Regions from separate parts of the Homo sapiens genome. Here all the other regions are linked to region 3. A link is a loop called in an ENCODE intact Hi-C map of the cell type or tissue named here. Cell type or tissue: mammary epithelial cell. All regions are shown on one strand. Each heading gives the region's core, and the rest is flanking DNA. Links, peaks and the distances in the headings are about the cores only. Region 1 overlaps SRGAP1 (SLIT-ROBO Rho GTPase activating protein 1). Region 2 has its middle 33 kb from the start of KICS2. Region 3 overlaps SRGAP1 (SLIT-ROBO Rho GTPase activating protein 1).

Region 1 (10,990 bases), core at 1,704-9,703, 130 kb before region 3:
GTAAATGATAGAAGGCCAGGCATGGTGGCTCATGCCTGTAATCCCAGCACTTGGGAGGCCGAGGTGGGCAGATCACCTGAGGTCAGGAGCTCGAGACCAGCCTGGCCAACATGACAAACCTTGTCTCTACTAAAAATACAAAAATTAGCCGGGCATGGTGGCAGGCGCCTGTAATCCCAGCTACATGGGAGGCTGAGGCAGGGAGAATTGCTTGAACCCGGGAGGCGGAGGTTACAGTGAGCCAAGATCGCGCTACTGCATTCCAGCCTGGGTGACAGAGTGAGGCTCCGTCTCAAAAGAGAAAAAAAGTAAATGATAGAAATGACACTAGACCCTTGGCACCTAAACTGTTATTTGCTGCATCAACTCTCATTGGATTAATAGTTATACATTCTAATATATTCTAAACATTCTAGTAGACCATCTAGAAGCACAGGCCTGGGTCACTTTAGCTTGCTTTGCATAATTACATACTATGTATAATTGCCGAACATTGTAAGTTTGCATCGTAGTCTCTGGAGTCAGACAAACCTGAATGGGAATCCAAGTTCTGGTATTTATTAATTATCATACTTTGAACAAAATACTTATGCACTCTCTGCTTCAATTTTATCATCTCTGTAATGGAGACACCACATAATAGGATTGCTGTAAGAATTAAATGAGATAAACTGTATCAAGTACTTACCGCAGAACCTGAAAACATCATAGGAAATCAATAAATATTCTTTTATTAGATATAAATGTTAAATTGCTTAAAAGTCTAAACTTTTCTAGTAGACATTTTAAAATTGGAATTATTGCAATAAGACAAATAGCTTTAATTTGAAAAAGGCTCAATTTGCAATTAACTCAGTACTCAGTGCAAAAGATTTAAACTAGTTTAAAAGTTTTTCATTTTTTTTCTTTTTTCCTTTCCAATATTTTCCCAAAAAAGTTTTCCATTTTTAAAACTTATTCAGAGAAAAACATGTGTAAACTTTGATATATATTCCATGAAACTTCATGTTGAATTGTATCAGGAAAGAATGTCAATGTTTGGCAAATGCCTTGAACCTTTGTCAGTAACACAGTCATTCCAAATGCTTTTCAGGAACACAGTCATTCCAAAATGTAAATCTTTGTATTCTCTATAAATCAATAATTCCCACACACTGTCTTTCTGTAGTAGTAAAAATCAATCTACTAATAAGGTCTGAAATGTCCTTGCTTAATTATGGGGAAGTTAATGAAACCCTGCCTCCTGTGCATTTTAAATAAAAGTACAATAGTGGATCATTCAGATTTGCACTTCTTTAAACTGCCCTTTCCTACAATGTTGTTCAACTGCAGTCATTGAACACTCTAATTTATTGCCTTTTATCCTGGCTAGCTTTCATATGAAAAAAAAAGTGCAAGTTTGTTTTCCATACTTTATCTAAAAATGTTATGTAGGCCAAAATATAATATTTGGCTTTCAAAAGCTATGAAAAACTGACAGTTTTGTAGTAAGCTTTTATTTTAAAATAATATTGAGGTTAACATCATTACAAATGAAGGTATTGTAATGAAGACTTAGAATAATGAATACAGCCTCTATGTGTCAGAAATTTTTTGAAATTTACTTTACTTTCACATGTGAAATAGTGAGGATTAACTGTACTGAGAAGACAGTTCCTTATTTTCTTTTAATTTTTATTTATTTTTTTCTTCTGGTCTTACTTTAATACAAAAAAGGATTTTATTATAATTCTGTTACCCCTTAGATATGCTAGTCACCTCTAGAGTTCTAAGATGAGCCTATGATTTTGAGCTTGGAATGAAAGCAACTTGATTTTATATTATGTTCGTTGTACTATTTTGTTTGCTTAAATTGCTGGTGATACCATAATTCTAAAGTAGAAAAAGACCTTAGGGAGTCATATTTTCCTTAAGACAGTGACCTGGAAAGTTACATTTGGTTCAGCCACCCTAAACTTCCTAGAAAATAACTCTTCTGGACTAGGGTATCAAGAATATCATTTTGAGTTTATTTAAGGCATGACATTTCCATTCCCTACATTTATGCAGCCTCCCAAATCCTACATGTCCAGAGCCAACCCCTCTGAAGCTATCTGTGATGATGACCCCCAAGTGGCCAGTGATCTTTCCTTCCTGAATGTCCCTTAAACTAAGTAGTCTGCACCATCATATCTAGAACTTGTATTTTTCTTTTTTTCATTATACATTTAATAATTGGCCAGCACAACACTTTACATAATGAGAAAGTATTTTCCTATTTCATCTGATTGAAAGCTTCCATCACCTTTGGAAGGGAAACATGGTAGTTATTAATGACCACTTCGCAGTTAAGGAAACATGAGCTCCAAAGAAATCGTCCCTTCTCCAGTGTTACACCTCCTCTGACTAGAAACAGTGTTCAGACACTCCGTATTCTGTACTGTGTTTGCCTTGGGCATAGGTTTTGCCTTCTGATTAAGCCTGTCAAGTCCTCAAGGACCCGTTCCTATAGGAACTCCACATTGCCGACTCCACTTACAACAAATTCAGTTGCTAATTCCCTCATATCCTAGAGGAGAGCTGTCCAAAAGCCATATTGGTCATTTTAGATTTTTTAGGAGTTACATTTTAAAAAGTAAAAAGAAACCATTGAATAAGTGAAATTAATTTTAAAATATTTTTATATAATACAATATATCCAAAATTTTATGATTGTAACATGAATTAATATACAGATGATTGAGACATTTTACGTTCTTTTTTTTCTCATAAGATTTCAGAATTTTGTGCGTGTTTTACACTCACAGCACACTTCTCTTCAGCCTAGCCACCTTGCAAGTACTCAGTGACACTTGCAGCTACATACTGGGCAGCACAGTGCTTAAGATTTCTCCACAATGTAGCTACAAATCAGCTTCTACTCCTTGATAACAGATTAAATGGAAATCATCATTAGTTCCACACCAGAAGACAGAAATGAGTGATTCATAAATAATTATAATAATAAGAGGCTTAGGGGAAAATATGGATACCATTCATTCTTGTGAGGGTTTTTGTTGTTTTTATTAATTTGTTTTGCCCTGTGATTCCTCATTCAAATGGGGAAACCATACAACTTACAAAGAAAACTCTATTTCATAAGGTGTCGGATGCTTAGCATTGCATTTATTATTCATTTGTATTCTCTTCTGAAACGTAAGTCTGATTATAAATCTTCCTTGTTTAAAATTGTTCAATTTTTGCCCACTGATGCTTCTAAGCATCCTCCATTGAGGTCCTGCTAGACCAACAAGATCCAAATATCCAGCCTAAACACAGGTATTTTTAGTAAGGACGCCAGGTGGTTTTTATCATCAAGCCAATTTGCAAAGCTGACCTGTGAAATAAAATCTGACTCCTTAGCATGCCACATGGGGTCCTTTCCAACCTAGTCTGTGACTAGACCTCCTACCCATCCAGAATTCAATTTCGGCAATTGAGAAGTACTTGTTATAACTCTCCTTCTCTCCTACTTCCTTCAGCCAGACTCCTGGTAAGTCAATCTCAGGGTCACCTCTTTGTGCCCTTGCCTTCTTGCCCAGCCATGGATATGTCCGCCCCAGACTCTCACTGCATCTTGACATTCTTACCTTGAGGCTGTGAAAGTCGCCCCCTCTCATTATCTGTCTGTGTTGCCTCTGCTTCCTCACTGAGAATGGGACTCATGACTTTCAGTCTATTATTTATGTCCACGAATAAGGAGCCTGGCACAAGAAAATATTCAATAAATATTTTTTAATGAAAGCTCGCTGGTGCTAGTAATAATAACATGTCCATCTGTTTCATAGTGGTTTACAGATTGCAGCATGCTTTTCACTTATATCATCTCATTTAATTCTCAGCACAGCCTTGTGAGGTGGGAAGTATTGTTTTATAAAATGAAATTCCGAGAGGTTGAGAGACTTGCCACATGTCACATGACTTGTATTAGGTGACACTGTAACTCCAATCTGGGTCCATCCTAACCTAGTCTGGGTCCTTTCTGACCTAGTCTGTGACTAGATCTCCTACCCATCCAGAATTCAATTTGGTAAATTGAATTAAGTAGCGTACATCCTGACGCTTCCTAATTTATGTGCAGAGTATAAGAGAAGCATAAATCTTGGGTTCAGATTTCTAGTGAAGTGGAGAAATTGCCTTTGTTTATTCAGTTGATTCACTTAAAAAAAAAAAAGCTCACTTTTATGGAATTTTTGCCTGCTCCAAATTTTTAGCCTAAAAAAGCTTATTATGCAAAATTTGCACCTGGTGTTTAGTTAATCAACAGTCACCAGGTTGTATAAATATTCACATGAGCTGTGAGCATGGGAATAATCAATAGAGCCCGTTGGCATCTCATTGCGTTGCTCTGAAAGACATTTCAGTGGCTCTCCCCTGTCATTTAGGAAAATCCCTTCTGTCCTTTGGATAGAGGTAATAATACATCTTAAGAGAATGTAGACCCCTTTGGTATCATAAGGAAATTCTGACCAAATGAGAATGTGAAATAACAGAGATGATTTGTGATACTTTAGAAATGTTATTATATTATTTGCTAGATGATCATGAGTATCACACCAGCGTATCAATTTTATGTCCTGGTCGTAGTCATTCAGTAATATATTAGAGAAACAGCCCAGTGTGGATCAATCTTTCCGTGAAATATGTATCAGTTTGTGGCTTCACACAAATTTATTTTAAGAGTTAGGGCTTCCCTTTCTGAGAGCAATAGCAAGACATTCCTTCATTTCGTCTGTTTCTAGGCAATTCCATTTTATTTGGCAAGTATTAGCAGATTTTTATAGCTGAGAGGAACCATTTTTTCTTTTTTTTTAACAAATTAATTGCAGCAGTTTGAAAAGCACACTCATTTTGTGCATTGTTCTTGTTGGATTATTGGTATTGATTCATTCCGTAGTGATGCTCTGGTAGAACAGAAATGAAATAATAGTCATTTAAAAAAAAACAGTAAATTTTAGCCTCCATTAAAACTGCCATTATGATTATTTAGTAGGTCTTGACCTAGATTTAAATAATGACTGCTTACAGCCTCCTCAGAGATCACATTTTTCCGCCTAAAAGTGGTTGTGCTGTTTTATGCAGTTTTGGGGCATTCATGGTGAAAAGTCTTTCCTAATATTCTATTAGGTAAATCTTTTCTATGCCATTAAGTGCCTTTGGGCTCATGAAATCCTTTTAAAGTGCTTGTCCCCATGTTGGACATTTGACAAAAAGTACCAAAAAGTACTGGGTGTGGAAATAGGAGTTTGTTGCTATTACTGCTATCATCATTATCAGAAAGGTATCAACAACCAACATTTCATGGAATTGTGATATAGCTATCTTTCAATGTATATAACAGCTGTGATGTATTTCACATATCACATGATTTATCATTTCAAAAATGCAATTCAGTGGCTTTTGGCATATGCCAGGTTTTGCGACCAGAGCCACAATCAATTTTTCATCATTTTTATTACCCTATAAAGAAACTTCGCACCCCTTAGCAGCCATTTTTCCCCAACCCTCCCAACTCTAGGCAACCCCTAATCTACTTTCTGTCTCTATAGATTAGTCTATTCTGGACCTTTCATAGGAATGAAATTATAGACTGTGGTTTTTTGTGAGTGGTTTCACTCACTAAAGTTATGTTTTCAAGGTTCATCCATGTTGTAAATAAGTACTTCATTCCTTTTTATGGCTAAACAGTATTGTGTTGTGTGGCTATATCACATTTTATCTCTTTATTAGTTGATACACATTTGAGCTGTTTTCACCTTTCAGCTATTATGAGCAATGCTGCTATTGCACACATTCACGTGCAAGTTTTTGTATGGAAATAGATTTTCATTTCTCTGGAATGTATACCTAGGAGCAGAATGGCTGAGTCATATGGTAACTCTAAGTGTAATCTTTTGAAGAACTGCCAGACTGTTTTCCAAAAGGACTGCATCATTTTACATTTCCACCAGCAATGTGTGAGTTCCAGTTTCTCCACATTGTCTTCCAACACTTTTTTTAAATCTTTTTGATTATAGCCATTCTAGTGAGTGTGAAGTGGCACCCCATTGTGCTTTTGATTTGCATCTCCCTGAAAGCTAATGATATTGAGCAACTTTTCATATGCTACTGGCCATTTGCCATTTGTATATCATCTTGGGAGAAATGTCTGTTGAGACCCTTTGACCTTTTTTTTTTTTTTTTTTTTTTTTGAGATGGAGTCTCTATCACCAGGCTGGAGTGCAGTGGCACGATCTTGGCTTACTGCAACCTCTGCCTGCCAGGTTCAAGCAATTCTCCTCCCTCAGCCTCCCGAGTAGCTGGGACTACAGGTGCACACCACCACGCCCAGCTAATTTTTGTATTTTTAGTAGAGATGGGGTTTCACCATGTTGTCCAGGATGGTCTCGATCTCTTGACCTCATAATCCACCTGCCTCGGCCTCCCAAAGTGCTGGGATTACAGGCGTGAGCCACCGCACCCAGCCTGTCCATTTTTAAAATTGAGATTTTGTTTTTATTGTTGAGTTGTAAGAGTTCTTTGTGTATTCTGTATACAAGTTCCTTATCAGACATATGATTTGTGAATATTTTCTCCCATCTATGGGTTGTCTTTTCACTTTCTTGGTGGTTACTGCCGTGTATCTTGTAACCTACTTACCCTTCAATGCATTATGTTTTCCACACTCTTCCAGTCTGAGTCAGTTTCTGCTCCTCTTTCCATAGCTTCCTGTTGCACTTCATTGTTATGGCAGTGAACAGAGTGTAAATGATTGGTTTAGGATTTGTCTTCCTAACAAGAAGGACCTGTGTCTTACAAACCTTTGTATCTCCAGTGCCTAGGACACTGCCTAACACAAAATGGAAACTCAATAATTGCTTGTTCACCTAAACTAAAATGAACCTTGAGTCTAAAAAAAATGATTCAGGTCAATACTAACCTAAAAACGCCTCTAAAAAGGGGTGGGAGCCTTAATAGACTGTCAGAGAATCTAGGGGTAGGAAGGAAGCTGCAATGTCTTATGCAGAAATAAGGCTCACAGTTTTTCTCAAACTCACCCCTTGCACTTACGCTTTCACCACTTCCAGCTTTAATGTTCTGTAGTTCCCATGATGACAGTGGTGCCTCTAGCTGCAGCCGCCTGCGGCCCCATGGCAGGATTCATGCAGTGTGGGGCCGAGTGCACCATGGGCTTCCTTGATTTGTTCTTTTTTGTTTGAGACAGGGTGTCACTCTGTTGTCCGGGCTGGAGTGCCAGTGGCGTGATCACAACTCCACTATTGCCTCAAGCTCTAGGGCTCAAGCGATCCTTGCACCTCAGCCTCCTGGGTAGTTGGGATTGCAGGCATGCACCACCACAACCAGCTAATTTCTAATTTTTTGTGTGGAGATAGGGTCTCCCTATCTTGCCCAGGCTGATTTCAAACATTTGAGCTCAAGCGATCTACCTGCCTTGGCCTCCCAAAGTGTTGGGATTACATCCATGAGCCAGTCTGCATGGCCCTTTGATCTGTTCCGAGCAGCAGACACAAATTTATGCGACCAATCATTTATTTTACTCTTTAAGGTAAATTCTTAAAATTCTTTAAATTCTTTGGTGCTGATTAAGGTGAGCACAAATCTAGTGAAGTCATATTAGGATAGCCATGCCATTTGTGCAGGGAGGTAACCACTGTACTGTGCAGCCTTATGATGCTGGGGCAGTATAAGGAATCCAAAGATTTTCTCTTCCTAACGAGATGTTTCTTTTTTTTTTTTTTTGAGATGGAGTCTCGCTGTGTTGCCCAGGCTAGAGTGCAGTGGTGCAATCTCTGCTCACTGCAACCTGCATCTGCTGGGTTCAAGCAATTCTCGGGACTCAGACTCCCGAGTAGCTGGGATTATAGGCGCATGCCACCACTCCCGGCTAATTTTTGTATTTTTAGTAGAGACAGGGTTTCACAATGTTGGCCTGGCTGGTCTCGAACTCCTGACCTCAAGAGATCCACCCACCTCAGCCTCCCAAAATGCTGGGATTACAGGCGTGAACCACCGCACCTGGCCTCTAAGGAGATGTTTCTTATGGTAGTAGTTTTCTGTTGATTTTTTAAAAATGATCTTTCTTATGATCCTTTCCTTATTTGTCCTAAACTTTTCTAAATGGAAGAGGTAGTTGAATGGATTATCCTCCATGTTTTGGAGTTGATTTTCGCACAGTGATGCTCTGGATTCTGTTCCTTACATGTTTCCTGTTATGGAGAATGCTGAGTGCCTTATTTTGATTGGAAAATTACAGATGACACAAAATAACAGTTAATTTTTGTAAAACAAGGATGAGGATTTAATTGTTAAATCCATCATTCTCATGATTCCCTAGTTCTTGATCTTAAATCCTGATGGAAGTAAGCAAGAAAATATTTAAAAATGAGACCCAAGAAAAAAGCCTGTATAATTTTTGTGTATTTCTGATTAGATTTGAGATTTGTACTTTTATCTTTTATTTCTTACTTGGCACTAAGGCAGCTAAAAACAAAAACAAAAACAAACAAAAAAAACCCCAGAAAACTAGTTGACAGCTTAAGATGTTTGATTTACTTTCTCTTAGTGCAGCAAGATGTTCTAAAATTACTTCATCTTAAAAGACTTACTGGGATCCCTGAATGGGAAACACTCCACCCTTGATATATTCTTTTTCTTCATGAAACAAAAAGAGCTCTGCGTTTTTGAAAGACAAAGTTTGGCAAACATGCTGATTATAATACTGTATTGGAAAACACTTACTTTGATTGACTAAAAACCAGATGCTGTTCATAGTAGTTAAAAGCCTGTAATAATGTGTTCAACTCTGGTGTTCAGCACACGTCTGTGAAGTTATAATAAAATCCTGCAATCTAGAGGTGGAGAGACCAAGCAAGGACACTTGAGAAATTCTTCCCTGTTTTCCCCCAGGACTCCCCAGAAACAGCAGTATCTGAAGCCTGACCTTATTGAGGGCAGAGATCTTGTTTCATTAGTTATTGTTTCTTCTTTGCCGGTATGCAAGCCTGGCACAGTATAGGTGCCTGAAAAAAGGTTTGATGGATAGAAGGATGGGAAGTGTTTGGCCGGGCGCGGTGGCTCACGCCTGTAATCCCAGCACTTTGGGAGGCCGAGGTGGGCGGATCACGAGGTCAGGAGATCGAGACAGTCCTGGCTAACACAGTGAAACCCCGTCTCTACTAAAAATATAAAAAATTAGCCAGGCATGGTGGCAGGCGCCTGTATTCCCAGCTACTCGAGGCTGAGACAGGAGAATGGCGTGGACCCGGGAGGCGGAGCTTGCAGTGAGCCGAGATCGCGCCACTGCACTCCAGCCTGGGAGACAGAGCAAGACTCCGTCTCAAAACAAAAACAAAAACAAAAACAAAAAAAAGAAAGAAAAAAAAAACAAGGATGGGAAGTGTTTGATTAGTCAGACTGACAGATCAGGGTCAAAAGTCTCCAGGGGTACCAGTTACTGGCTAAAATCCTTAGATAAAGTATTTATACTCCTTAAACTTCAATTATTCTTTGTAAAATGGAAGATAATACTAAAACCTACTTCATTAGGGCACAGAATAGTAAACACTGAGTTATTATTAGTTATTTTTAAATTAAGCACATTTCCTGACTCCCCATTCAGAACCTGACCACCTTATTCATGGACTTGCTGTGAACTTGCTGTTAATGAACTTGGTTAAACATGGTCAAGTGTATGTATGTATATATTATCAGTACTGGCCTTCTCTATCTAAGAGGAATAGCAAGAAATTTAGAGACATTATTTGGACATTGATTTCTACTAACTCCACTGAATTAGATTCAGCCTTCACTTTTTGGGAAATGCACGGACACTGGGAAAGATGAAATGAAGAAGTTTTCCAGCATGATGTTCTTGTCTTTGGAGCTTAGCCTTACTTAGGTCTTAGAACAAAAACAAGTCGGTAGTTATTAGTTACTGTATCTCATTTTCCAAAACACACGTTTCTTTGTTACAGTCATTTACACATATTTTTGCATGCCACATTTTTGCTTTTGAGCTTTTGCTGAATCACTAAATGACCACCTTTCATGTTCCTAATGTATTAAAATTATCAGAGGATTCTTTGAGGATTAAATGTGTCAGTAAGGGTATTATTTTGAACAATGCGTAAAAGGTGAAGGCCAGCTGAAGAGGCCTTTTTGTTGTGAACAGAATAATATACTGGAATCTGAGGACTGCACTGTTATGAATGGATTATTTGGCTATGGAAAGAAGTTATTTTTAGGCACAGCATCCCTATAAGCCCTGAAGCTATGTGTTTTACAAACTAGAAATTATGCACTAAATAAAAATTACCAGATGTCAGTCTCTGTATGTGCCAAATGGCAAATGTGTAATGGTTCAGAGCCTGGAAGAAATGATGCTTATTTCTTTGCCATTCAAACTCAAAAGGGATAGCTGAGGTAGAGTGCTGTTGAAAAAATTGCAGTGTTTCCAGCTACCCAAAGATGTTACGAATTGTTATCTGAAAGGCTTTCATTCTTTCCCCTCATGGCTCGTTGTGTGTTTGTGGCATTACAAATGTAACCCACATATTTATTCTAATTTATTACATTCTTTCCTGAGGCTCCTCTTGTTCTTTTAAAGGGTCAGCAGATAACTTATTTTAAGAATCAACCTGGACACAGTATTCTAACAAAGGTCCAATACAGAGCTAAATAAATAATAGGAGTCATAGCCAGACACAGTGACTCACGCCTGTAATCCCAACATTTTGGGAGGCCAAGGCGGGTGGATTACCTGGTGGTGCATGCCTGTAGTCTCAGCTACTCAGGAGGCTGAGGCAGGAGAATCACTTGAACCCGGGACGCAGAGGTTACAGTGAACCGAGATTGCGCCACTGCACTCCAGCCTGGGCAACAGAGCGAGACCTCTATCTCAAAAATAAATAAATAAATACATTTAAAATATATATATATATATATATATATATATATATATATATATATATAT
Region 2 (10,990 bases), core at 2,075-10,074, 150 kb after region 3:
CCTGGCTGTAGTGCAATAGTGCAATCTCGGCTCACTGCAATCTCTGCTTCCCAGGCTCAAGCCATCCTCTCACCTCAGCCTCATACCTGTGGTCCCAGCTACTCAGAAATTAGCCATGCCTGGCTAATTTCTGTATTTTTGTGGAGATGGGGGTCTCACTTTGATGCCCAGGCTGGTCTCGAACTCCTGAGCTCAAGCAATCCACCCTCCTAGACCTCCTAAAGTGCCGGGATTACAGGTGTGAGCCACCGTGCCTGGCACTCATACTTTCTCTTCCTTTTTTTTTTGAAAGAGTCTCACTCTGTCACCCAGGCTGGAATGCAATGGTGTGATCTCAGCTCACTGCAACCTCCACCTCCAGGTTCAAGCTATTCTCCTGCCTCAGCCTCCTGAATAGCTGGGATTACAGGCTCACGCCACCACGCCCAGCTAATTTTCTTATTTTTAGTAGAGACAGGGTTTCACCATGTTGGTCAGCCTGGTCTCGAACTCTTGACCTCGTGATCCACCCTCCTTGGCCTCCCAGAGTACTGGGATTACGGGCATGAGCCACCGTGTCCAGCATTCTCTTCTACTTAGAATGCTTTTCTCTTCTCCAAATCCTAGAGATACTTTATTATTGTTATTGTGAAATATTTCAAGCATTCAAAGAAGAAAAGCGACACCTGTGAACTCACCGCCAAGCTTTGTCAAATCTTATCATTTTGTCCTGTTCCTTTAGTTCTTTGAAATATTACAGGCTTACATATGTTTTTAAACCTCCTCAAATGCCAACTCTTCTAAATAGGCCTCCTTGATGTACTCAGTCAGGATGACCTGCATTTACCTACAGGTAAAGCTACTCAGTCCCTTGTATGATGTCTTCTTTGAGCATTCCTTATTATGGTCATTCCCATAGAGTACTACAAAGATGACTTTAGGTAATTCAAGGAAGACACATTTTAAAAAATTTTGTAGGCCAGATGCAGTGGCTCACGCCTGTAATTCCAGCACTTTGGGAGGCCGAGGCGGGCGGATCATGAGGTCAGGAGATCGAGACCATCCTGGCTAACACGGTGAAACCCTGTCTCTACTAAAAATACAAAAAATTAGCCAGGCATGGTGGCAGGTGCCTGTAGTCCCAACTACTCAGGAGGCTGAGGCAGGAGAATGGCATGAACCCGGGAGGTGGAGCTTGCAGTGAGCCGAGATCACGCCACTGCACTCCAGCCTGGGCGACAAAGCGAGACTCTGTCTCAAAAAAAATAAATAAAATAAAAACATTTAAAAATTTAAAAAAATGTGTATGTTTATTTTTAAAAGTACATTAGAAATATGCACATAACAGCCAGGCGTGGTGGCTAATGCCTGTAATTCCAACACTTTTAGGAGGCCGAGGCAGGAGGATCGCTTGAGCCCAGGAGTTCAAGATCAGCCTGGGCAATATAGTGATACCTTATCTCTACAAAAAAAAATTTTTTTTTAATTAGCCAAGCACAGTGGCATGTGCTTGTAGTCCCAGCTACTCAGGAGGCTAATTAGGGAGGATTGCTGGAGCCCAAGAAATTGCTGCAGTAAGCTGAGATTGTGCCACCGTACGCCAGCCTGGGCAGCAGAGTGAGACGCCATCTAAAAAAAAAAGAAAGAAAAAGAAAAGAAAAAAATGGGTCCGGCATGGTAGCTCATGCCTATAATCCCAGCACTTTGAGAGACTGAGGCAGGCGGATCACTTGAGGTCAGGAGTTCGAGACCAGCCTGGCCAACATGGTGAAACCCCATCTCTACTCAAAATACAAAAATTAGCCAGGTGTGGTGGCACAGGCCTGTAATCCCAGCTACTCGGGAGGCTGAGGCATGAGAATCACTTGAACCCGGGAGGCAGAGGTTGCAGTGAGCCAAGATTGTGTCACTGTACCCCAGCCTGGGTGACAAAGCAAGACTCCACCTCAAAAAAAAAAAAAAAAAAAAAAAGCACACACAGGTAATTTAAAACTATATACCTAGAACACCAAATCTGTGATTTCCCAGGTATTCTTTATGACAAGGCTAAGGTAGGTACACATATTGGGAAATTATTGAGTAATATTAGGAAAATATTGAGAAAAACATTGAGTAAATCTGTATTGAGTACTATTATACAGATGATATGGGAAATATTTTGAAGGTTGTATTCAAATAATTTAGAAAAGAATGTAAATTCTTGACAACAGAGACCCAGTTTTATTTATTTTTCTGTACCCTAAGCATCAAACAAACTCAGAATAGATGCTTATTGAATCAGTTTCTCTCTGGGGCAGAGAGATCTCTGAAAATCATATGAAACCTCCTAAACCTTCTGACAGATAACTTAAAATATCTTAAAAGACATTTTCCCCACACCGAGCGCCCATGCCTGGGACAAATTATACATTTTCCCCTCTTCCTTCCTTGCCCATTTTGACAAGTTGCCCCAGCTGGGGCTTAATAGATATTAAGTAGTGCTAATAATAGTCATCCTCTGAAGGAATGAGGACTTGAGATTGCCAAGATGATCTTTTTTGCTCCAACACACCAATCTCAGCATATTTCAGTTTGTGTGCCACTTTCGTTCTTGGATATGGTCCAACACACACACACACGTACACACACTTTCTCTCAAAACACTTTATATATTTTTTAGAGAAAATATTTCTCAATCTCCTTAAAAATCATTATTTCATTCCATCTTTTCATCATTGTTAACACTAAACCATTTGGAGTCACGTTGGCAACTGGATTTCATCTTGAGACTTGTCATTGAGGAATCATTTTGTTGTGTAGCAATCCCTATTCACAACATCAGCCAAATTATGTCATGTGGTTGCAAAACTGCTGTCCTGTCTTCCAGCTTTTCTGAGTAAATTTGACTCTTTGAGAAGCTTCGTTCTTCCTATCCTAAAATGACCTTATATGCTCTCGTATCTCAGGGGATCCTAATTGTGATGAAATCTTTCTCTTTATTTCCTTTCTTATAGCCTGTGTTTTGAGGTGGTGTTTTAGGGGTGTGGGGAGTAGGGGAACTACTGAGGTCTGAGTCACAAAAGGAGATCTGAACAAGATATCTGAAGTTCAGTTGGGCCCTCAAAGCTTCACTCGTATTGGACTAGATATGCTTCCTGAGAGAAGTCTCTAAAAGTTCTGTAAATGACACTGACCCTTTTGTTTCCTAACTCCTACTGTTAAGGCACAGGTTCTTTACTGATCTTAAAACCCTAGGCCAGGATGGCTGTAACCAGGGTGTATAACCTTATGTTTTATTGTCCAAATAAGGACACATTTTAACATTTCAATAGTTTGGGGGTACAGGTGGTTTTTGGTTACATGGATGAGTTCCTTAGTGGTGAATTTTGAGATTTTAGTGCACCTGTCCCCCAAACAGTGTACATTGTACTCAATATGTAGTCTTTTATCCCTCCCCCCGTCCAACCACCCCCCTACCCCATCCCCAAAGTCCATTAGATCACTCTGTATGTCTTTGTGTCCAAATGAGGACACTTTTGAAACTGAAAGTGGGTGCTGGGGGTAAAAGACATAAGCCAGGGCCCACACAGGCAAACCATGCTGTCAGGTCAGCATACCTAAAACACTTTGAGCCTCTTATCCTCTATTAGCAGAGGTTAAGTTGGGGTCTCTAGATTTCTTTTTTTCTTTTTTTTTTTTTTTCATTGTTGTTGTTGTTGTTGGGATAAGGTCTTGTTCTGTTCACCCAGGCTGGACTGCAGTGGCACAAACATGGCTCACTGCAGCCTCTACCTCCCAGGCTCAAGTGATCCTCCCACCTCAGCGCCCAACCCAAGTAGCTGGGACTGCAGACATATGCCACCATATCTGGCTGTTTTTTTGTTTTCTTGGGTTTTGCCATGTTGTCCAGGCTGGTCTCAAACTTCTGGCTCAAGCGATCCTCCCACTTCAGCCTCCCGAAGTGCTGGGTTTACAAGTGTGAGCCACCATGCCTGGCCTAGATTTCAACTTGAAAGTCTGTGAGGTGGCTAGGAATGGTGGCTCACACCTGTAATCCCAGCACTTTAGGAGGCTGAGGCAGGTGGATCGCTTGAGCTCAGAAGTTCAAGACCAGCCTGGGCAACATAGTGAGACCTCGTCTCTATATATTTTTTAAATAAATAATAATTTTTAAAAAAAGAAAGTCTGTGGGGTTTATTGGATAATTTAAAGTTTTATTTTCATTTCAATAAAATGCTTGTGATTTAAAGTGCCTGTGTTTGCATTATTTACATTGATCCAATGTTTGTCCCTAAGTGGGAGAACTTTGTCTCCGGTCAAAGAGAGAACAGAGGTAGACTTTACCATAGTGAAATGTTCAAGCCAAGTGAAACACAGAAAGATGCATGGCCTGTAAATAAAGACTTGTAGTGTTTCAGAAAGAGAAAAGTGGAACATGATCACAGAAGGATGCTGAATTCAAGAGTGTATTGTAGCATTTTACTATATTCACTTTGCAAAAAGAAATGTATTTTCAGGAAAACATCATGCATCATATTGATATTAATTTGCATTAATTTAATAAACTTTTAGATTATAAATTTGTTGATTTTATAAGAATACAATAAGTTTTCTTACATGTACATTTATGTTAGTATGTATTATAGAAGCATGACAGCAAAAATGATTTAATTTTGAAGGTTTGCAGAAATTTTTATTTTTTATTTGTTTTATAGATGTGGGGTCTCACTATGATGCGCAGGCTGGTCTCAGACTCCTGGGCTCAGGTGATCCTGCCACCTCAGCCTCCCAAAGTGCTGGGATTACAGGCATGAGCCACCACGCCCAGCCTGAAGGAATTTTTAAAGTATAAGAATCAGTGCTGATACAACACCGAAAGCATAAGTAATAAAAGGAAAAATAGACACGAGACTACATCAAACTAAAAAGCTTCCATGCAGCAAAAGAAATAACCAACAGAGTGAAAAGGCAACCTATGGAATGAGAGAAAATGTTTGCAAACCATGTATCAGATAAGGGGTTAATATCCAAAATATGTAAGAAACTCATTGAATTTAATAGCAAAAATACCAATAACCTGATTTGAAAATGGGCAAAGGATCTGAATAGACATTCCTCCAAAGTAGACATACAAATAGCCAACAGGTTTATAAAAAGATGCCCAGAGCCAGTCATGGTGGTTCATGCCTGTAATCCCAACACTTGGGAGGCTGAGGCAGGCAGATCGCTTGAGCCCAGAAGTTCAAGACCAGCCTGAGCAACATAGTGAGACATCGTCTCTACAAAACAAAAACTTTTTTAAAATTAGGTTGTAGTGGCACACACGTAGTCCAGCTACTCGGGAGGCTGAGGTGGATTGCTTGAGCTCAGGAGGTCAAGACTGCAGTGGGCCATGCTCCAGCATGGGTGACAAAGCAAGACTGTATCTCAAATACACATACACACACATACACACATGATGCCCAGTGTCACTAATCATCAGGGAAATGAAAGTCAAAACTACAGTGAGATATCACCTCACACTTGTTAGCATGGCCATTACCAAAAATACATAAAATAAGCGTTGAGGATATGGAGAAATTTCAACATGTGTACACTGTTGGTGGGAATGTAAAATGCTGCAGCCATATGGAAAACAGTATGAAAGTTTCTCCAAAAAATTAAAAATTGAAGTGTTGTATGATCTAGCAATACCACTTCTGGTATTTATTCAAAAGAATTGAATCAAAACAGGATCTTGAAAAGATATTTGTACTCCCATGTTCATTGCTGTATTATTCACAATAGCCGAGAGGTAGAAAAAATCTGAATGTCCGTCAGTGGATGAATGGATAAAGAAAATGTGGTATATACAGACAATGGAATATTATTCAGCAGAGCTGTCCTGCAATATCTGCCATTATTTATTTCTACGGGGAAATTATTCTGTCTTCCACATAGCTGACCTATAAATGAAGGTGTTAAAAAGAGAAGGAAATCCTGTCACATGCTGCAACAAGAATTTGGAAGACATTATGCTAAGTGAAATAAGCCCATCTCAAAAACAACAACAACACTGCCTGATTCTTCTTACATGAGGCATCTAAAGGAGTCAAACTCATACAAACTAAAATGGTGTTTTTGGAGAGGGGAAAGTTAGTTGCAGTTTGATGGGTATAGGATTTCAGTCATGCTAGATGAGACCTTTCTAGAGATATGCTGTACAACAATGTGCATATAGGTAACAATCATATACACTTAAAATTTTGTTAAGAGGGTACATCTCAATATGAATTTTTCACAATTAAAAAAAATCAATATTCCATAGGTTAGACCAAAGTTTTGCCTTTCTTTCTCTTCCTAATCCAACTATGCCCTCTGGTGGTGATAGTTGCTAATAGAAGTAAAATAACTACTCCTTTGTATCCTTTCCAAATTCATTTTGTAGGTCAGCTGTGTGGAAGACAGAATAATTTCCCTGTAGAAACAAAGTTGTAAATAATGGCAGATGTTGCAGGACAACCCACCAAAACCCATATAAATCTTACTTGAAACAGTATTGAGAGTAGCCCTCTATCACTTGATTTACACCCTCCTTCTTCCGTCCCACCCTCCTTGTTGGTGAAACAAATGAAAAATCCCATATCCACAGTCTACTCTGTCCCCATCACCATCAGAAGTAGAAAGAGGAAAGAGAAGGGAAGAGGATTCGTGCTTCCGCCAAATTTAACAGCTTTATTTATAGGCACACTTTCTGTCCTGAAACCCCACACCCATCCTGCGGCCTTCAAAGGAGTGGACCACCTAGAAACTTAAACGTCCTCTTTGCCTCTTTCAGAATCTTAGGGCAAATATTAAGAAGACCTTGCATTCTAAAAATGAGCCGGGCGTGTTGTTTGGCGCCTGTAGTCCCAGCTACTCGGGAGGCTGAGGCAGGAGAATGGCGTGAACCCGGGAGGCGGAGCTTGCAGTGAGCGGGGATCGCACCACTGCGCTCCAGCAACAATGCGAGACTCCGTCTCAAAAAAAAAAAAAAAAAAAAGAAGACCTTGCATTCTTTTCTCTTGCTCAACCTATAGTCCTTAGCTCTCCAGGGCATCACCATGTTGCCCAGGCTGCTCTTGAGCTCCTGAATTCAAGCAATCCACTTGCCTCGGCTTCCCAAAGTGCTGGGATTACAAATGTTAGCCACTGTGCCAGGCCAGTAATTCCAAAGTCAAAGTCACCAGAGTCTCCAGAGTCAAAATCACCTTCTAAGTAGAAGGCAACAAAAAAGAAAAAGAAGACCAGGAAAAATAAAATGGAAAAAAAAGAAAAACCTCTTCCACCCAAGGTCTACTCATACCTGGAAATCTCTACGATGTATAACCAATAAACCTCCAAAGACCTTGTCTTTTCCCAGCTTTATAAAACTTTCCCCCAGTCCCTTCTAGGGGCTGGCTGGAAGAAGGAAGGGATGAGGGATGGAACAATCCCAGTCTAGTTGGTGTACATCATATTCCATTAATGCTTGATTGTCTTTTTTTTTTTTTTTTTTTTTTTTTTGAGATAGAGTCTCACTTTGTCACCCAGGCTGGAGTGCAGTGGCATGACCTTGGCTCACTGCAACCTCCGCCTTCCGGGTTCAAGTGATTCTCCTGTCTCAGCCTCCCGAGTAGCTCGGATTACAAGCACGCGATGCCACGCCCGGCTAATTTTTGTATTTTTAGTAGAGACGGGGTTTCACCATGTTGGCCAGGCTGGTGTCAAACTCCTGACCTCAAGTGATCCACCCGCCTCAACCTTCCAAAGTGCTGGGATTACAGGCCTGAGCCGCCACACCTGGCCCAATGCTTGATTTTCTTGTGTGCTCAACTATTGTTTGTGCTGTATGATTCCCAGGGCCTCTCCCCGGGAAGGGACAAGAATGACATGGACCCTGCTGTATGTAAACACATTTTTTTTGTTGTTGTTATTTGGTTGGTTGGTTAGACGGTCTCAGTCTGTCTGCCAGGATAGAGTGCAATGGCGCCATCATAGCTCACTAAATCCTATTTCTAAGGAACTAGAAAACTGTGGAATATTATCAAATCCACTCAAAGTGACAAGAGGAAAAAAATCTATATTATGATTTTAGTGATATAGGAAAAAAGAGCTGGAAGAGCATATAGACAAAAACACTTGGATTGTTTAGAATGACCTGATGTTGGTGCATTATTTAATTTGGAATTACCGGCCGGGTGCAGCAGCTAACACTTGAAATCCCAGGACTTTGGGAAGCTGAGGTGGGCAGATCACTTGATTCTAGGAGTTTGAGACCAGCCTGGGCAACATGGTGAAACCCTGTCTCTACAAAAAAAAAAAAAAAAGTAAATATTATCTGGGCATGGAGGCACATGCCTGTAGTCCTAGCTACTCAGGGGGCTGAGATGGGAGGATTGCTTGAGCCCAGAAATTCAAGGCTGTGGTGAGCTGAGATCGTGCCACTACACTCCATGCACTCCATGCACTCCAGTCTGAGTGACAAAGCGAGACCCTGTCTCAAAAAATAATAATAATAATAATTTGGAATTATGCAAACATTGGTATAATGCATAATTTTGTATAATGATAAATGAAAATATTGACTGTTTTATATTGTCAAAATGCAAAACTTAAAAACTTAAAAGAGGCTTAACACAACCCTTTATTGTATCTCACAATTCTGTGGATTGGATGGGCAGTTCTTCTACAGGTCTCACCTGGGTTTCCCACGAGTTTGCTGGGAAAGGGCAGCTGGTGCTCTTCTGTGTGGTCTCTCCATGCCTATGATGTCATCCTCCAAGGCCTCTCTACGTGGTGGCTTGGAAACAGAAGCTGCCAGACCCAGACCGTCTTAAAGTCTGGGGTCTGAAATCCTAGAACTTTACTTCCTCCACATTCTTCTGGTCAGAATAGCACAGGCTCAGCCCAGATGAGAGCAGAAGAGACACAAACTTCACCTCTTTTTTTTTTTTTTTTTTTTTTTTGAGACAGGGTTTCATTCCTGTCACCCCAGGCTGGAGTGCAGTGGCATAATCTGGGCTCACGGCAACCTCCGCCTCCCAGGTTCAAACGTTTCTCTTGCTTCAGCCTCCTAAGTAGCTGGGACTACAGGCGTGCACCACCATGCCTGGCTAATTTTTGTATTTTGGTAGAGACAGGGTTTTGTCATGTTGCCCAGGTGATCTCAAACTCCTGATCTCAGGTGATCCGCCCACCTCAGCCTCCCAAAGTGCTGGGATTATAGGTGTGAGCCACTGCACCTGGACAAACTTCACCTCTTGATGGGAGGAGTAACATGCAAATATAGTGAGGGATGGTATGGTTTGGAACATGCTTGGAGATCAGCTATCACTTTGACTTTTTTGAAAACCATACTGATGCTGGACGTGGTGGCTCATACCTGTAATCTCAGCACTTTGAGAGGCCGAGGCGGGCAGATCACTTGAGGTCAGGAGTTCGAGACCAGCCTGGCCAACATGGTGAAGCCCTGTCTCTACTAAAAATATAAAAAGAATATTAGCCAGGCATGGCGGTGTGCACCTATAATCCCAGCTACTCAGGAGGCTGAGGCAGGAGAATTGCTTGAACCTGGGAGGCAGAGGTTGCAGTAAGCTGAGATCGCGCCACTGCACTCTAGCCTGGGCAACAGAGTGAGACTCCATCTCAAAAAAAGAAACAAACAAACAAACCATACTGAAATCTTAAGCCAGTAATTAATCCTCATCTAATTTGTGTTTTATTAGTCCATTTATTCCTTCAACATAGATGAAACACTTTGTGCCAGGCACTATTCTGGGTGCTGAGGATAAAGTATTGAACAAGACAAAGAAGGGTCAAACCCTCATGGAGCTTACATCCTGAAATTCTCACATTGCAAAGAATAAGCAAGTAAACAAATACGTTAAAAGGTAATGTAGGTGGGTGAGACTCTACTGTAGAGTGATCAAAGAAGCTCTTTGAAGTGACAGCTGAAGATCAGGGAAAAAACATTTACTAGTACAAATTTCCAGGGCCTGAAAGAGCTTGGGGTGTTTATTAGAAGGAATAGCACAAAGGCCAATGTGTTTGGGGAGTAGCAAATGAGGAGGAGAATGATTTGGATTAGGTCACAGAGGTAATCATGGGTGAGGTCATTAAGGGCCTTGAAGGCCATGGTAAGGACGTGGGATTTACTCCTGGATAATGGAAAGCAGTGCAAAGATTTAAATTCATTGGCCGGGTACGGTGGCTCATGCCTGTGATCCCAGCACTTTGGGAGGTCAAGGAGGGCAGATTACCTGAGGTCAGGAGTTCGAGACCAGCCTGGCCAACATGGTGAAACCCTGTCTCTACTAAAAATACAAAAATTAGCTGGGCATGGTGGTGGGTGCCTGTAATCCCAGTTACTCGAGAGGCTGAGGCAGGAGAATCACTTTAACTCAGGAGGTGGAGGTTGCAGTGAACCGAGATTGCACTATTGCATTCCAGCCTGGGCAACAAGGGTGAAACTCTGTCTCCAAAAGAAAAAAAAAAAGATTTAAATTCATTAACTCAGAAGTTATATTGATTTCCATGTTCAAAATACCACCGTCCCTTTAAAAAATGGATTGTAGGGGTCAAAAGTGACTAAATAGGCTATTACAGTAGTTGCTGGAGATTCAAACTAGGGTAATAGCCATAATTATGAGAAGTCAGTAGATCAGGAATATATCTTGAAGAAATTGCCAATAAGCACTGCTGATGGGTTACATTTGGGGAATAAAGAGAAGGGAGGAAACAGATCCCTCAGGTTTCTCTTTTGAGTAGTGGAGTGAATGGAGTGCCATTCACTTAGAGGGAGAGACTAGTGGAAGAACAGACTTTTACTGTCACATAAGGCAATCAAGAAAATTAATTCCATTCTGAAAATGTTTAGGTATGTTATAACCACACAATAATTTGTAAGTGAATTCTATGACTTGATGTATGGTTTATGCAAATCTGTGCAAGAATAAGCCATGCTATAACAAAGTGTCAAACTACTTGGGAAATGAGAATAAACCATATACTGTATATTTAAAGTACAAGGTCA
Region 3 (10,990 bases), core at 1,194-9,193:
TTTTTTAACCCCTCTGTCTCCTACTACTAGAAAATGAGTTTAGGCAGTAGGTTAAGAATAGAGGCTCTGGATTCAAAGAGCCTACTTCAGATCCTAGCTCTGTCACATACTCATCAGCTGTGTGACCTTAGTCAGGTTTCTTAAGCTCTCTGCATCTCAGTTTCCTCACCTATAAAATAGGGGGAACATTAATCCTTACATCATAGGGTTGTGAGAATTTAGTGAGTTAATATGTGTAAAATGCCAAGAAGAGTGCCTGGCACAGAATATGCTCAATGGAGTGCCCACAGTTAGCTCCACAGGCTTGTGGAGTAGTTTTGCAGCCCTAACATTTGTCCACTCCCGAAGGTTAGGAATTAGTTAATTCCTGGAGCATGTTAAGTTAAATAGAATTTATAGATGAAATGAATTGAAAAGTCAAGATTCCACCACGAGTTCTTTGTCTGGCATCAGTGCCTAGAGTCTTGGCTCCAGTTGGGTATGAATTTCCCGGTCATAATCCTCCCCAGTCTGATGTCCCATTGGAATTTAGAAGTACAGCTGCACGTCCATTCCACGGCCCTTGCGTAGCCTGAGTCATCACAATGAACCTCTGACCCAGCTGGAAAGAAATGAAAAGGAGGTGTTTCACTTCTGGAATTCTCCTTTGGCCATGTCCAAAGATTTCCCTCACATCCTAGCCAAAAAGCTTAAGTCTGGAAAAATAACAAGTGCTGTACAATGCTTAGTGGTTTTCTAGGTCCATACATCATGTCAGCTGTAACATGTACATGTACCAATTGGATAAAGAGTGTTGGGCCACATTGTCAGTTACCATTATAGAATCATTTCACACTTTTATTGGATGAAAAATATCATTTCATAGTGGTTTTTAATAACTGAGGCCATAGAGTCAGAAAGATCTAGGTTCAAATCCTAGCTTTACCACTTTCCAACTTTGTATAAACTTGGGCAAAGATTAATACTTAATCTTATTAAATAGCTGTTTCTTCACCTACTTCATAGAGTCTATGTGAAGAATAAATGAGACAGTCCATGTAAAGGGTTTCACATCATGCCTGGCACATAGTAACCCTCAGTAAGTGTTGCAAGCTGTCATCATTACTACTATTACAATTACTCTGACTATAAACTGTGGTCACATATGCCAATACCTGGGTTGGCCACTTATCAATCTGTCTGTTCTGCTAAGTATGTGTTTCTTTGGCATAATTAACTCACGTGAATTTAGAAATATTTGTGTTATCCTCAAGTTACATTGTTTCCAGCATGATTTTTCCCAGCACATTAAATACCTTGTAGCAATCAATGTCAAGCTTTCTCACAATTAGAGTCATATTTAGCAAATATGTAAACTACAAGGAAAAAATCTATGGAGATATCTCATGTAAGGGTACCTACAGTGCTCAAGTGCAAGTGAAGAAGCTACAATGACATTCCCTCCTGTATTAAAACAATGGATTAATCAAAATCAATGGATTCATAATCCTTGGATTTTAATAGGATTGTTAATGTTTTCATTAGTGCAGTAGTTACAAAGTTTCATAAATGTTGAGTAGTCTGCCCCAATCCTATTTTTCCCCATAAGTCTTGTTACTTTTAGTGCAAAGTTTTACAGAATGGCAGGTGTTTCAAAAACATACATATTGACACTAACAACCTCTTTATAGAACAACCCCTTTTCCTCCAACATGTAACCTCTTAAGAAAGAGAGGATTCTTGGATGTTATTATCTCTAAGCAAGCATTTTTTTCTTACCAATGTGACCATAATGCATTTTTCCTGGATTTTCCTGCATTTTTCCTGGATTTTCAATAAATCCTTTGAGTAGCATAATACATCTTTTATCATTGTATCCCCTTATCAATATTGCAGACTTTTGACGATTTGAACCAAGTTGATTAATAGTCTACAATGTATAAAACTGTCTAGGGATTCAGAGACTTGATTCTTGCATTTAAGAGGCTTAAAATGTAGTAGGAAAGGTAAGATATTTACAAATAAATGCAGGCTAAGTTAATATATGATAGAAACAAAGATTTTGAAATTTTAGAGGAAAGAGAGATCTGAGTGATAGATTGTTTTTACCCCTGTCATCTTGTAGCATTGCTGTAATTGGGTTTGATTTTCCCCATTAAAGTAATTTCACATGACAGTTATTTTGTATAGAAAAACTTCCCTTTTCATCTTTTCTAAGAGTTTGCATAAGGCACTGTAGCACCCACTACTTTTCGCTTCCGTATTTTTGGATTGTTTGGGGAAAGGGGTGTGTGTGTGTGTGTGTGTGTGTGTGTGTGTGTGTGTGTGTGATGAGTAGTTATCCAGCCATGTTTATGCTTTATGACCCTGAGTGACCACGTTCTTTGGAAGCTTACAAATATATGTAGTCAAAGGAAATTTATCTTAGCATTCTTTTTTTAAAAATATGCACTATTTGTTCCCCAATTTATTGTACATTTCTTTTTAAAGATTATTTATCTGGATGAAGACATAGTAAAACCAAATGCAACATAAATTTGAAGTGGCAAACTTGGTAGTTTCTCAGTTTCTCACCCAAGAGTTATTTTGTTTTGTTTTGTTTTGTTTTAACCATCCACTTTGTGAGTGGTTTTGTCAATGCTCCAGGTCATACCCACAAAGTCTGGGCAGCTTGTAGAATATCCCTGCATCATGGCTCTGAGATTTCCTAGGGCATAAGTTCAAGTGACTTGCCCTAGAAAAGCCACTCAAGTAATTCATGTTTTTTTTTCTGACTGCCTTAAGGCTGTGAGCCCAGATGAAACTTTTTCATTCCATTTTACATTAGGTGTTATTATTTAGGTGACTACTTGGATATGAGGAAACGGTTTCTTAAGGGAGAATTTTTCTTCCTATCACAAAACCAACATGTAGTTATTGTAGAGTACCTGAAAAATGCACAAAAGCACATAGAACAAAATATTGTCAACCAAAATTCCATAATTCCACTACCCAAAGAGAATCACTGGCATGTACACATTTTGTTTACAACAAACAACAACAAATACTATGTTTCATGTTAATATACAACATAACCACAATACCATTATCATACCCTTAAAACCAACAATAATTCCTTAAATCATCGAATGAGTAGTCAATGCTTTATTTATTAGGTTGGTGCAAAAGTTATTGCGGCTTTTGCCATTACTTTTAGTGGCAAAAAACACGATTAGTTTTGCACCAACCTAATGTTATGCAATTAACATGTTATCACTGTAGAAAAATTATAAACTAAGAACAAATCGTAATTTCTCTACACAGAGATAGTGATAACGTTTTTAGTATCTTTCCAGAGTTTTTCTACAGTACCTATGTACTTTGTAAAGCAGCTTTATTGAGATATAATTCTCATACTCTACAATTCATCCATTAAAGAGTACAGGCCAGTGGTTTTTAGTATAGTCACAGAATTATGCAACCATCACCACAATCAATTATAGTACATTTTTATTACCCCCAAAAGAAACCCCAGTTAGCAAACATTGGCAATTACTCCCCGTTTACTCATAACCACCACCACCCCCGGCCCTAGGCAATCACTAATCTACTTTCCGTCTCTATAGATTTGCCTGTTCTGGCCGTTTCATATGAATAGAATTATACAGTATGTTGTCCTTTGTGATTGGCTTTCACTTAGCATAATGTTTTCAAGGATCATCCATGTTACAGTAGGTATCAGTACTTCATTCTTTTTGATTGCCAAAAAATCCATTTTGTGGGTACACACTCCTATGTACTTTTCATAAAAATTATATCGTACCAAGTGACCACTAATGGATAAGAGGTTTGTTTTTGAAGTGATGAAAATGCTCTAAAATGATTGAGGTGATCTTGTACAACTCTGAGTGTACTAAAAATCATTGTTAAACTGTGTAAATGGGTAAATTATATGGTATATTAGTTATATCTCAATAAAGCTGTTGTTAAAAAAATTGTTTTTGAGACAGGCTCTCACTCTGTTGTCCAGGCTGGATTGCAGTGGCGTGATCACAGCTCACTGCAACCTCCTAGGCTAAAGTGATCCTCCCCCCTCAGCCTCCCAAGTAGCTGGGACCACAGGCGTGCACCACCACACCCAGCTAATTTTTGTATTTTTTTGGTAGAGACAGGGTTTCACAACATTGCCCAGGCTGGTCTTGAACTCCTGGACTCAAGCAATACACCCTCCTCGCCCTCCCAAAGTGCTAGAATTAAGGTGTGAGCCACTGTGCCCGGCCAAGCTGTTGTAAAAAATTATGCCACGCCATACTGGCTCTTCATAAACCACTTTTTTAAAACTCAATAATATTATTTTCAAAATATAGCTTTTAGTGACCCTATAATGATTTCTATTTTATGTAACAAATCCCCTAGTTTAGACATTTAGATTGTTTCCAGTGATTTTGCAACTATACCAAAATACTATGATGAGCTTCTTAGTACCTAAATTTATTTGCCTTTTCTGATTATTTCATGAAAAAAGCTTTTGAACTCTTTTTCTGGTGCTCAATATATGTTTTTGCTATAAAAATTTCTTTCAGCTTTATTGACATACATGGTAGTTTTCTCTCTGAATTCTAAATTTCTGTTTGATGCCTTATAATAATGTTCTTAATTTTTCCTTTATCCTTAAAAATATTTAATAGGCTGAGTATCTGAACTGAGTAGGTAAAGCTCTCTAGGCTAAGACTCAGTTTCTTTACTAACCTCAATATGATAATTCAGCAGAATAGGAAACATCTATGTATGTATTTCTATAGTGCTGTTATTTAGGAGAGAAATCAATGGTTTAATTCACAGAAGTCAGTCTGTTAAACAATTATATACAAAGGTTTGATTAACACCTTGACATTGTTAGTGTGAACCTAAAAATGTCCTGAAACTGATACATTCATCTTGAATGCCAGCTGTTAGGCTATGGAACTCACAAGTATGTGTGTACCCACTGTTAAATAAACGGTTTCTAAATGTGGCTGCCAAGGAATTTCCTTCCCTGTCTTCATACCTAAGGAGAAATTTGCATCTTGTGATTTATTATTCATTTTCTGGCAAACAAATACTTCTACAAATAGTCCACAGAAGAACCAGTATTTTCAGAGTGATGACCATTTGAACTTTTTGCCATTTGCTGAAGTAACTTGTGTTTTATGGTAAATTTTTCACATGCATTTACATGGAGCTATCTAACCCGCCTGCTGGGAAGTTGGGACGCTAACATGAGAATCTTGCATTGCTGGGAAAAAAACATATATTAGCCCAGGGAGCTTTGAGCATGTGATCAAGGTTGGATGAATGCCACTTTTACCTAATTACATGAGACCTTGAATTGTGGAAAACAAAGCCCAGCTTACAAGAAATCCAAGTGAAATACTGATTTTCCCCACTGACAACTTTTCTGAGGGGAAGAAAAGACCCATCTTTCCCTCCAGCATGAAATTGTGAAATTTGCCACACTCAGAGCCAGCTAGGAACACACATTCATCAGGGTGTCAGCAGCAACCATAAATTTTGCCCACTAACTGGACTCAGGACAGTAAATGAGTCATTTGTACCAGAGCGAAGCTCCTGTAGGATACACATTGCGCGCCTGTTGAGCAGCCAGCCAGGTAGAATTGGGAGTCCTGCTCGCAGCCATCACGGTTAGAGGCCTTCGAGACGAACAGATTTGCTACTACTTCAGGAATGCCAGCAGTTCTGTTTTGCTTTGATTTGTGTTGACTGTAGTTAAAGAGAATGTACATCTGCCTCATATAACTTTATCTAGTTTTTTTAGTGTCACTTATGTCCTTGTTGCTTTTCCCCTGAAGTCTTTCATTTGCATCCCACAGGCCCCCTCATTCTTTTATTGTGGTAAAAATATATATATATATAAAAAATATAAAATTTACCATGTTAACGATTTTTAAGTGTACAGTTCGGTGGCATTAAGTACATTCACAATTATCACCACTATCCATTTCTAGAACTTTTTCATCTTCTCAAACAGAAACTCGGTACTCATCAAACAATAACTCCCCATCCTCCTGCACCTCCGCCCCAGGCCCTGGCTTTATCTCTTCTGCTTTCTGTCTCTATGCATTTGCCTATTCCAGGTACCTAACATAAGTGGAATCATATAATACTTGTTCTTTTGGTGACTGGCTTCAGTTAGCATAGTGTCCTCAAGCCTCATGCATGTTGCAGCATGTGTCAGAAATGTTTTTCTTTTTAAGGCTGAATAATACTGCATTGTGTGTGCATACCACATTTTGTTTATCCACTCATCTGTCGATGAACATTTAGGTTGTCTCTACCTTTTGGTTATTATGAATAATGCTACTCTGAAACTGCTGTACAAATATTTGTTCCCTCAATTCTTATTAAATAAAATTTTAAAACTGCCTTTAAGAGGTAGAGGGACTAAGTTTAGAACCAAGAGATAGAAACAAGAAGATCTTGAATTAAGATTAAACTTCTTGAGGCCGGGGATGGTGGCTCATACCTGTAATCCCAGCACTTCGGGAGGCTGAGGCAGGCAGATCACTTGAGGCCAGGAGTTTGAGACCAACCTGGACAACGTGGCAAAATCCCCTCTCTACTAAAAATACAAAAATTAGTCAGGCATGGTGGTGGGTGCTCCTAATCCCAGCTACCTGGGAGCCTGAGGTATCAGAATCACTTGAACCTGGGAGGCAGAGGTTGCAGTTAGCTGACATCACCCCACTGCACTCCAGCCTGGATGACAGAGTAAGACTCTGTCTCAAAAACAACAACAACAACAAAATCTCTTGGAATTAATGCCTATGTCCTGTAGTTACAGAGAATGTAGCCTCCAGAGTGACTTGCTGTCTATGGGATTTGACAAATATTAAAGATGAATAATATAGTAAGAGTGGTTCTTTTTACATCCTTTCCTTTCCTTTTGTTTTTAACTCTAGGACTTTAAAACTAGCGTTAAGCTACAAAACTCCTGTCCCTGATAGTTGACCTTAACTTTATGATTATTAATTGTTTTAGAGACAATGTATTCCTCTGTTGCCCAGACTAGAATGTGGTGGTGTGATCATAGCTCACTGGAGCTTCGAACTCCTGGGCTCAAGCAATTCTCTTACCTTAGCCTCGACCTTAACTTTAAAATGAGGATTTGCTGGGAGAATGAGGAAACTTCACTTTTGAAACACCCAAGATTCTCAATAAACAGCGGGAGAAGTTTTATTGTTGTCTTAAGAATAAATCATAATATGTATAATTTCGCTTTTGAAGAGTTTTTTCTTTTTCATTTTTAGAGATAGACTTTCTAGATACAGGTATGCTAAATCATCTTTGTCTTCTTTAAAGCAGCAACAACATTACACTTTTTATAAAATCAGCTATTTTAGGTAATAAGCATTCAACCAGTTAATTTCTGATATGAGATAATAATGCAGCTGTGTTGAAATAGTATTTAAAGATACAGAATTCCCATTAAATTCTCAATGACTTGCAAATTACTTCATGTTTAGGCATTTCATCTTCCCTCTCTGTACAATGTGGTTTTGCACATATCACATGAAGTTGTCATGGAGATAAACAGCTTACTCTGGGACATGTCTTGATCCTACCAGGACCAAACTGGGTGGAAATGTTGATAACTTAATTATTGAGTTATTGTGGCCTGAGAGAATTTATACACCTGTTGAATAACTTCTTTTTTAAGCATCTTATTCCCTCTTTTCAGGGAAAAATAAATCAAGACCATTGCCTGGGAAGTATGTTAACAAAGTGCTTGTATGCAATAGACGTAACCCTAATCTGCCTTGTTCATAGCGTTATATTTTCTCCATTTTGAAATATTTTACAAATAAAAAAGGCAAAATGTAGTATATTCAATTCAGTATTACTAAGATCACACTATTATAAATTATAGATTTATATTGAAAGAATAAAAATGAAAGAATGAGAATGTTAATTGCATGATAATGTTTTACTTACATTCTGGTTCAAGAGTTTCTGAAATTGCATTTGCTAAAAGATGACAGAGCTACGGTTCCAACTTTGGCATACTTAAAGGTGGGAATGGAAGTGGTTTTTTCTCAGGAATCCTGATAAATTATTGCTTGTTTTGTCAGCTCATTCTTGGTTAATCAAGAATATTCCTAATAGATTTTTCGTACCTTTTCAGCTATGCAAAAGGGAAAATAGAATGCCCAGTTTGATAATAAGTGGAAAACAGCTGGGGTCAGCACTCAAGATTCCAGGGAAATAAGCTTAGCAAGAGTAATTAAGACAGTGGTTCTCAACCCTGGCTGCATAAAAGAATCTCAGGCATCAGCATTTTTAATCTCCCCAAGTGAATCCAAGTCAAGGTTGAGAACCACTGATACAAGAGGAATCGGAAAGGGAAACTGAGTTAGGAGAGTATTTTGATAGTCTAAGTTAGAAATAATCAAGACTTCAGTTAGAAAATTAGCAGTGAGATATCTAGAAGTAGAAACTACAGGACTTCTTTCCCATTCAAGGGAGAAAAATGAAGCAAGGATATCATCTTAGAAGTGATGTTTGTAACCTTGCAACTGGATGAGGTTGCCATTGAGGAGAACCAGGTAGATATCTTTGAGAGTTATCCACATTTATAGGTGGAAGAAGGTTTAAAAAACAACAATAATAATGAGAATGAGTTGACTATGGTGTCAGAGGCTATGGACTGAGAATTTTCAAGTATTTTCATGAATATCTCAAGCAATTAAGAACAATATGGTGATATAAAAGTATAGGAAGCTTCAGAACTGTTTTCAAACATAATACTTTTTTGGAAATATTTTCTCAAATGTATGCTTATTGGGTATCTTCAAAGTTGTACTTTGTAAAGGTACAGCTTTACAAAGTGGTAGTCTTGGGATCCAAGAAAGGCAACCAGACTTATGAAACAGAAAACAGACTTGTGAAACAGACTTATGAAACAGGACACATAGGTTGCAGTCCCAGGTCTGCCTCTTCTAGCCCGCTGACCTTGGGTATGCCACTTGCCCAGTTCTCATTTTCCTAATCTGATAAATGGGGATGACAGTGTGTGCCCTGCCTACTGCAAAGTTTATTATTCCTTTTAACTTAGATAGCAAGTGTGAAAATGTGTTTTTAAATATATAGAGAATTATACAAATAATGTGTTGTAGTAGTAACCTTTTTGCTGATGTTCACAAGCACTTTAGTATTCAGACACTTTAGACAGTTTGTATTCCTGGTAAAGAGGTAGCATAACACTAGTCTCAGGTAATCCTGTCTTGGGGGAGCTCACCATCCCACAGGGAAGACGAGATAAGGAAATAAATAGCTATAAACATCAGGACATGCATCATATGAAGGCAGGAATTGTATTGCTAATGTATTCTTAGTGCTTGAAACCTGGTGGGCTCTCCTAATATTGATGGTATAATGTAATACAAGGTGAAAAGTCATATAAGTAAAATGCAGTGGTAATTTTGAGAAAGGAGAGATTCTAAACCTGGCACATTGCCTGGATCATAATTATAGACAAATATATGATGAATTAATGCATAACAGTTCGGGGAGAGGTGCCATGCCCCAGAAAGCTACTTTGGTTAGCATGCAGCAAGAAGTTGAAATCATATCAGATGCAAAATTTAGAATTAGCAGCAAAGGAAAAAATGGTTTTTAAATCTAGAAGACTCTAAATTACTCAAAGCCAAGTCCATGAAAATCGGAGAAAACGGTAAGGGTCAGAGGAGATGCCCTCTGGAATGGTGGTATACCCAAGCCGATCATTTATTCGCTGTTTTGGTTACAATTGGATCTCACACAAGAGCAGGGTGTTGCTTATATTCAGATGTGTACCGGTAATACATGTACTGCAGTGTTCTGTTTTAAATGTGGCAAGTGAAAGGACTCTGACCATGTCATCTTCTGTCTGTAGGAATAGATAATCTCTATGAGAGGGCGCTTCACATCCGCAAACTCCTCCTGACTTTGCCCAGGTCGGTCCTTATAGTGATGAGGTACCTCTTTGCCTTCCTCAATCAGTAAGTACCTGAATGCTCTGACAAAAGGCCCATCTGAATTCTGTCTTTGTTCTTCGATCCTGTAAAATGTACGTTGGGTTCCATTTATCAGCAGAGTCAAAGAGAAAAATGATTGAATATACATTGAAAAATGTACTGAAGGTACATTTTTCCTCAGCAGATCAACATCATTGATAGATGAAAGCCCTACCCCAGATGTAAAAACTGTGGCCACAAATGCAAAGATATTTAAATATTACTAAAAAAAAACCACAACTTTTCAGTGAGAAGTGTTATTCAGTGTTTTTCAGACTTTCATCCAAAACTGTCATGAATGTTTTTGTCAAAATGATGTAAACTGGCTGTTCATTGCGGAAAATTTCTGCGACTTTTTAATATTGTAGTTGAGGATGGAAGAAAATCATAGATGGGAGCTGTACACAGATCCAAAAAAGAATTTCTGCAAATTCACTGTAATGAGACCTTATCAACAAGAAAATACCTCAAAATGTTCTCCTAAACAGAGTAACAAATCTTTTAAATTACTACATTATTTTCAAAGAACTTTATTCTTTTAATTTCAGCAACTTGATTTTCAGCTATGCTACTTCCTGCTGTATGGGTTCCATTATAAGAACAGCTTCCCCAAGTCCTATCTAAGAGTACTCTTGCTATTCAACATTTCAGCTAAGCAGCTGGAAACAAAGAAATGCAGGGGGAATCAACTTATTGAGTAAACTTGGGGAAATGCCTTCTCATGCTAGCATGGATTCTCCTTTCCTAAAATTCGGATATTTTCTTTTCTCTATTTCATGGGACATTTGGAGTTCTCAGAAGCCACGGTGATTTATTACAATCCCGCTGACTAGTCCTGAAATCATACCCACTCAGCTTGACCCCAAGAGCCAAGTATCATACAATAGGGAAATGTTGGCAGAGAACCATACAGAATGAGACTCTACTGCTGACCTGTGGTGCCTAAAACATTCACAAACGACAGTAGCAACCCCTTTGTA

The links. A loop is a pair of places that touch in the nucleus more often than their neighbours do. Peaks named below come from ENCODE experiments on the same cell type or tissue, not always from the same donor. Only the 100,000 strongest peaks of a DNase experiment are listed, where the experiment ranks them.
Region 1: a loop joins it to region 3, with 4 times the contacts of the local background. A loop is called at or near these places in 2 of 110 quality-filtered maps.
Region 2: it touches region 3 in a loop (2.5-fold over the local background); 2 of 110 quality-filtered maps call a loop at or near these places.

What each region holds. Positions count from the first base shown.
Region 1 is chr12:63,972,854-63,983,843 of GRCh38, forward strand. All of the region lies in intron 1 of SRGAP1 (SLIT-ROBO Rho GTPase activating protein 1), which reads left to right. Among named protein-coding and RNA genes, the nearest start is that of SRGAP1, 130 kb to the left of the region's middle. In mammary epithelial cell, for the core only: no CTCF peak of the experiment used is centred there; a DNase peak (open chromatin) is centred at 5,868; H3K27ac peaks cover 597 bases.
Region 2 is chr12:64,250,046-64,261,035 of GRCh38, forward strand. No RefSeq gene overlaps it. Among named protein-coding and RNA genes, the nearest start is that of KICS2, 33 kb to the left of the region's middle. In mammary epithelial cell, for the core only: a CTCF peak has its summit at 6,318 (motif pointing left); no DNase peak of the experiment used is centred there.
Region 3 is chr12:64,099,043-64,110,032 of GRCh38, forward strand. SRGAP1 (SLIT-ROBO Rho GTPase activating protein 1) reads left to right here. Exons shown (of 22, transcript NM_020762.4): 16 at 9,890-9,995. LOC105369798 (a long non-coding RNA gene) reads right to left here. Exons shown (of 2, transcript XR_945018.2): 2 at 378-601. Among named protein-coding and RNA genes, the nearest start is that of KICS2, 120 kb to the right of the region's middle. In mammary epithelial cell, for the core only: no CTCF peak of the experiment used is centred there; DNase peaks (open chromatin) are centred at 2,689, 3,499, 5,539 and 6,189; H3K4me3 peaks cover 142 bases; H3K27ac peaks cover 3,366 bases.